Regions from separate parts of the Homo sapiens genome. Here region 1 is linked to region 2. A link is an interaction called in ENCODE POLR2A ChIA-PET data of the cell type or tissue named here. Cell type or tissue: A673. All regions are shown on one strand. Each heading gives the region's core, and the rest is flanking DNA. Links, peaks and the distances in the headings are about the cores only.

Evidence for each region. Peaks named below come from ENCODE experiments on the same cell type or tissue, not always from the same donor. Only the 100,000 strongest peaks of a DNase experiment are listed, where the experiment ranks them.
Region 1: POLR2A ChIA-PET joins it to region 2 with 17 read pairs; 2 of 35 experiments call an interaction of 5 or more read pairs at or near these places.

The regions. Positions count from the first base shown.
Region 1 is chr1:15,315,560-15,318,468 of GRCh38, forward strand. It overlaps FHAD1 (forkhead associated phosphopeptide binding domain 1), which reads left to right. Exons shown (of 34, transcript NM_001391957.1): 9 at 819-908; 10 at 2,265-2,369. It overlaps LOC124903852 (a long non-coding RNA gene), which reads right to left. Exons shown (of 2, transcript XR_007065481.1): 2 at 1,285-1,850. Among named protein-coding and RNA genes, the nearest start is that of FHAD1-AS1, 27 kb to the right of the region's middle. In A673, for the core only: no CTCF peak of the experiment used is centred there; no DNase peak of the experiment used is centred there.
Region 2 is chr1:15,260,226-15,263,134 of GRCh38, forward strand. The region is part of intron 2 of FHAD1 (forkhead associated phosphopeptide binding domain 1); the gene reads left to right. Among named protein-coding and RNA genes, the nearest start is that of FHAD1, 14 kb to the left of the region's middle. RefSeq lists a silencer at 1,268-1,562 and an enhancer at 1,337-1,396. In A673, for the core only: no CTCF peak of the experiment used is centred there; a DNase peak (open chromatin) is centred at 1,246.

The DNA of each region.
Region 1 (2,909 bases), core at 315-2,814, 55 kb after region 2:
ACTGCAAGCTCTGCCTCCCGGGTTCACGCCATTCTCCTGCCTCAGCCTCCCAAGTAGCTGGGACTACAGGCGCCCGCCACCACACCTGGCTAATTTTTTTGTATTTTTAGTAGAGACAGGGTTTCATCGTGTTAGCCAGGGTGGTCTCAATCTCCTGACCTCATGATCTGCCCACCTCGGCCTCCCAAAGTGCTGGGATTACAGGTGCAAGCCACCGCGCCCAGCCGGGTATTTCCTTTTTGTTCACTATGGCTAACAATACTCTCAAAAACATCCCTGAACCTACAGACTTGCTGATTTGCCCAGCCATTGTCCTTATACATTCTTAAAGCAGAATTTCTGGGTCAAAAAGGAGGCCCATTATATATGTTCTTAATGCCCGTTGCCAAATTGCCCTCCAGAACGGCTGTTCCATTTTCACCGCCGCTCCCAGGGCAGTGGTGTCTTGGAGGAGTGAATTGCATGAAGCACTGAGAGCCGTCCAGGCTCGCTAGTGGCCCTCCAAGGACATCCGTGTTTATTCCTCAGCACAGACTCTCCAAAGCTGGATTTTCCTTGTGGTTTAGATTGCTGGCTTTTGAAGATGAGAGTAGTGGCTTTATTCCTCTGATTTCCTGAGTGGAGAAGCAGGAACAGCTTTGGGATCCTGTGTGCCCGTCAGACACCATGGGATGCCTTTTGGGATCTCAGTGCGTGACTGGATGGAAACAGCAGGAAATGCTCTCAGGGGCTCACATGGGGCCTTGGAGCCCCTCCTTCCCCCGACAACCCTACCTGGCCAACGTTGGCCTCTTTCTGTGTTGCCCTTTTCTCCACAGTGCTCGGTGCTAAAGGAAGAGTTAAAACAGGAAGATGCTCACAGGGAGCTCAGGGAAGCCCAGGAGAAAGAGTTAAAACTCTGCAAAACCGTGAGTTGAGCTTCCTCCTTTGTAGGTACCACCAGAAAAAACAGAGTTTGACCTTGAGGTTCTTGGTGGGATCCTGGGCCATCACTAAGCATGAAGCTCTGGGGCTCTGTGCTTGCTTGTTTAACATAGTCTCATTGCTCTTTGATCTGCTGCTTCTGCAAGAAAGAGATGGGTGAAGGGGCCCCAGGATTCCCTGGGCAGTTGGCTCTAGCTCCCTCAAGGGTTTCCCCTGGGGCCAGGTTGGGGTTGAGACCGGGGACAGGGACAGGAGGCTGGCCAGCTGGCCACCACATGGTCCCCTGCCCCACCCCTGACCTGTGACTCCCAAACATGTATTCCACTGTCCCAAGTTTTATCCTAGCCACAGGCACCATTGTTGACACTTCCTGAAGTATTTTTATTTAAACACAACTATTTAACACCCACTTGTAAAAACAAAACAAGGCAGTGGCTCACATCTGTAATCCTAGCACTTTGGGAGGCCAAGGTGGGTGGATTGCCTGAGCTCAGAGGTTCTAGACCAGCCTGGGGAACACGGTGAAACCCCGTCTCTACTGAAATACAAAAAAATTAGCTGGGCATGGTGGCGGGTGCCTGTAATCCCAGTTGCTTGCTTGGGAGGCTGAGGCAGGAGAATTGCTCAAACCCGGGAGGCAGAGGTTGCAGCGAGCCGAGATCGTGCCATTGCACTCCAGCCTGGGCAACAGAGCGAGACTCTGTCTCAAAAAAAGAAAAAGTTATTTGCCTTATGTAGAAGGTAACCATAAAAATAAATACAATGAAAATAAGACCATTAAAAGTCAAAGGAGGTGTATTCCTGACGCCCTCCGAATCCACCCTGCACATCACCAGGTGTGCGTTTTCCACTCGGGAAGTTCAGCTTCTCCAACTTGCTCTTCCCCACGCCAGCACCGTTCCTCCAGGCCAGGAACATTTTACTCTCTGCCTCAAACAAAAAAGAAAAAACATTTCATTGTTCCGTTCTTCCAGACCTTGCCTGTTGAGTCTTCCAAACAGTTGGCCCTTTAGATTGAACTCAAAAATATAACCCAAGAGCAGGGTTTCAAGTGAGTTGATGGGTGTCCTGTAGTCCTTAATCCAGGAGCTGTACTGACTTCCAAAAGAAACTAATTTCCTTTATCCAGAACTTTTAATATATCAGTCGAAAAATAAAGTCTATTTTGCTGAGAGATGTAAAACCTTCCTCCAGGAGAAGGAATTAAATAAGCTGATACCAGACAAGGTTTCCACCTTAATGGATGGGATGCCAGGGGATGATGAGGGCTCAGACCTCTCAGCCAAGAAGGCAGCTCCTGCCCCCATCAGGGAGGTTCACTCTTGTTGAAACTTTTTCAGCAAATCCAAGACATGGAGAAAGAAATGAAGAAGCTTAGGGCAGAGCTGAGGAAGAGTTGTACTGAACAAAGCGTGATCTCTAGGACTCTGAGAGAAAAAAGCAAGGTACGTAGTGGACAACAGGCCCAGAGAGTGGTGTGGGCGGTAGCTCCCCACTCATCATCCCTGTTAGTCCTCTAAGTGGACTATGCTGGTATTAACCCTTCTTACAGCTGAGAAAACTGAGGCTCACACAGGGACAGGGACCAGGTTCACTGCATAAAGTAGTTGTGGCAGGACTTGAACCCAGGTTGGTCTGACTCCAAGGCCCCTGTGAGTAACCCCACTACTCCTCACTGCCTTCTAAAACTGTTTCTTGCTTTTTGGTAATGAGACCCACCTCTGGCCTCCCAATCCCAGTTTTGAGTTTCGTGTTGCTTAATTATTTTAATGTCCCTTCCCATCATGGGAAAAAAAATTGTATTGCATACTCCAGACCTGCGCTATCCATAACAGTAGCCACTAACCGCGCATGGCTATTTACATTTAAATTAAAGCCGGTAGCTCACGCCTGTAATCCCAGCATTTTGGGAGGCTGAGGCAGATGGATCACCTGAGGTCAGGAGTTCGAGACCAGCCTGGCCAATGTGGTGAAACCCCGTCTCT
Region 2 (2,909 bases), core at 185-2,684:
AGTTGTAGGGTCCCAGGCAAGTTACCCAGCCATTCTCGGCTGCAACTTCTGTGTGTGTATGGTGGGGAACTGTGTTACGAGACTGAATTACCATGAAGTGCTTAGGACAGTGCCTGGCAGGTGGTTAATACTACAGTACATTTTGGTTATTGTATTCGTTTTCTATTTATAACAATGAGTGTTTATTATCTCACAGTTCCTTAAGTCAGAAGTCTGAGTGGACTCAGCTGGTTCCTCTGCCCCAGGTCACTCAAGGCCAAAATCAAAGTGTTGGCCGCCTGGGCTCTTGGCTGGAGGCTCCAGGGAATCGTCTGCTTCTAGCCCCACTCTGTTGGAAGAATTTAGCTCGATGCTGCTATAGAACCGAGGCCTCTGTGTCCTCACTGGCCATCGGTTGGAGGCCAGCCTCAGCTTCAGAGGCCTCCCAATCCCGCATGGCTCAGGGCCCCTTTATCTTCAAAACCAGCAACAATGGTTCTAGTCTTTCTCATGCTTCAGATTTCTCTGACCTCCCCGTCTGACTCATCTCTCCAACTCCAGCCAGAGAAAGTTCTTTGTTTTTAAGGGCTCACGTGGTTAGATTAGCCCCCTCTGGATAATCCAGGTTAACCTCCCTGTTTCAAGATGAGTCATCGTTATCACTTCTGCACCATCCCTTTGCCATGTAAGGCAGCAGCACACTCACGGGTTCCAGGGATTAGGACACGGACACCTTTGTGGGACCATTCTGCCAATCACAGTTATTACCATCTCTTGCTTGGACTCTGGCCATAGAGAGGGAAGCGATAATATGGGATGTTGAGAGCTTTTCAGAGGAATCAGTAGGGTCACTGCCAGGGACAGTGGAGAAAGATGGTGGATGAGCCAAGAGGATGATGCTATCATTTGTGTTATTGTGGGTTTACTTTGTGCCAGGCACTGTTGTTTGCACTTTTGTGTGTATTAACTCGGTTAATCCTTTCAGCAACCCTACAAGTTAGGGATCTCCCTTCCCCCATTTTACAGATGAGGAAGTTGTGGCACAGACAGACTAAGGAGCCTGCCCAAGGTCACGTATGACGGGCACAGAGGGTGGGATTCATAGTCAGGCTGTCTGGGACCGTGCAGGGACAAGAAGCTTCAGGAAAAGAGGACTTCCGGAACGGGGGTGTGGACACGAGGATGACTAATCGCTGCTCTATCATGAGTGCCTAGCAAGTGGGCACGCATTGCTGTCTCAGCTCAAGGTTCTTTCGAGCCGTCAGTGCACCGAGGGGAACTGTCACAGACTCCATTACACAGGACTCTCGGAACTCTCCCCTCCCTCTCTCAGAGTAGCACTGATTCTGGGGAGCTCTCAGAGATACCGCCTGAAACAGCGTCTTCTCGGGGACTTGCCTGCTTCTCAAGACTCTCCCAGAGAAGCTGAGCAAGGCTCTGATTGACAGGAGGGAAGCCGACAAACTTCCTCTTTCCCTCTGCTCCCAGACTCACAGTCTTACCAGAGCCCTGGCCATTTCCTCATATCCCTATTCCTTTGAAAACCCCAGCTTGTTCTGTTTCTGCATTACATCCCTTTCCTGAGGCAGTGACAGGGGTCACAGTGGGGGCGCAGGATGGCCAAGGACCAAAAGGTAAAAAGAAATATGATTTGATACACACAGGTGCCTGTCGTCCCAGGCACTTGGGTGGCTGAGGCAGGAAGATCACTCGAGCCCAGGGGTTCAAGGCTGTATTATGCTTTGATGGTGCCTGGAAATAGCTACTGCACTCCAGCCTGGGCAACATAGCAAGCCCCTGTGTTTTTAGCACACACGCACACACACACACACACCAGTTAATTTCAAAAATGTTATCCCACCACACTGAAAATTTTGCCAAATAGTATCTTTTGTCAGTCCTTTGAGGTAGAGCTTATCACACTCATTTTTGCAGCATAGGAAGCAGCCTCAGAGAGGCAAAGAAACTTGTCCCAGGCTGCACAGCAGGAATGCAGCAGAGGTGGGACTTGAACTCAGAGCTTTCTAAGTGCAGAGCCCATCCTTCTGCGCATAATAGTGAACATTTTAACACCTGCTATTGGGCTAAAATACTCTTCTAAGTGCTTTTTATATATACTGTTTCATTTATTCTTCACCACAAACCCATAAGGGCCATTCTGCTATTATCTCTGTTTACAGATGAGGAAACTGAGGTCCCAAGGGAATAGATCACTTGCCCAGGGTCACCCCACTAGGAAGTAGGAGAGCTAGAAACGAGGTCTCACTATGTTTCCAGGCTGGCCTCTAACGCCTGGGCTCAAGTAATCCTCCTACCTCAGCCTCACAAAGTGCTGGGATTACAGGTGTGAGCCACAACATGTATTTTGTGACTGCTTTATTTCACCAGCATATGTTCTCAAGGTTCATCCACGTTGTGGCAGAATTTCCTTTCTTTTAAAAGCTAAATAACATCCATTGTTTGGATGGACCACGTTTTGTTTATCTTTTGTCTGTCCATGGACACCTGGGTTGCTTTCACCATTTGGCTACTGTGAATAATGTGAATAATGCTGCTAGGAACACGACTGTACAAATGTCTCTTTGAGACCCTGCTTTCAATTCTTTTGAATATATACCCAGAAGTGGCATTGCCGGATCATATGGTAATTCTATTATTACATTTTTGAGGAACCACAATATTGTTTCCACAGTGGCTGCACTATTTTACATTCCCAGCCACAGTGCACGAGGGTTTAACATCTCCACGTCCTCGCCAACACTTATTTTCTGTGTTTTTATAGTAGCCATCCTAAAGGGTGCAAAGTGGTATCTCCTTGTGGTTTTGATTTGAATTTCTTAATGATTTGTGATCTTGAGCATTCTTCTCATATACTTGTTGGCCATTTGTGTATCTTCTTTGGAGAAAGTCCATTCAAATCCTTTGCACAT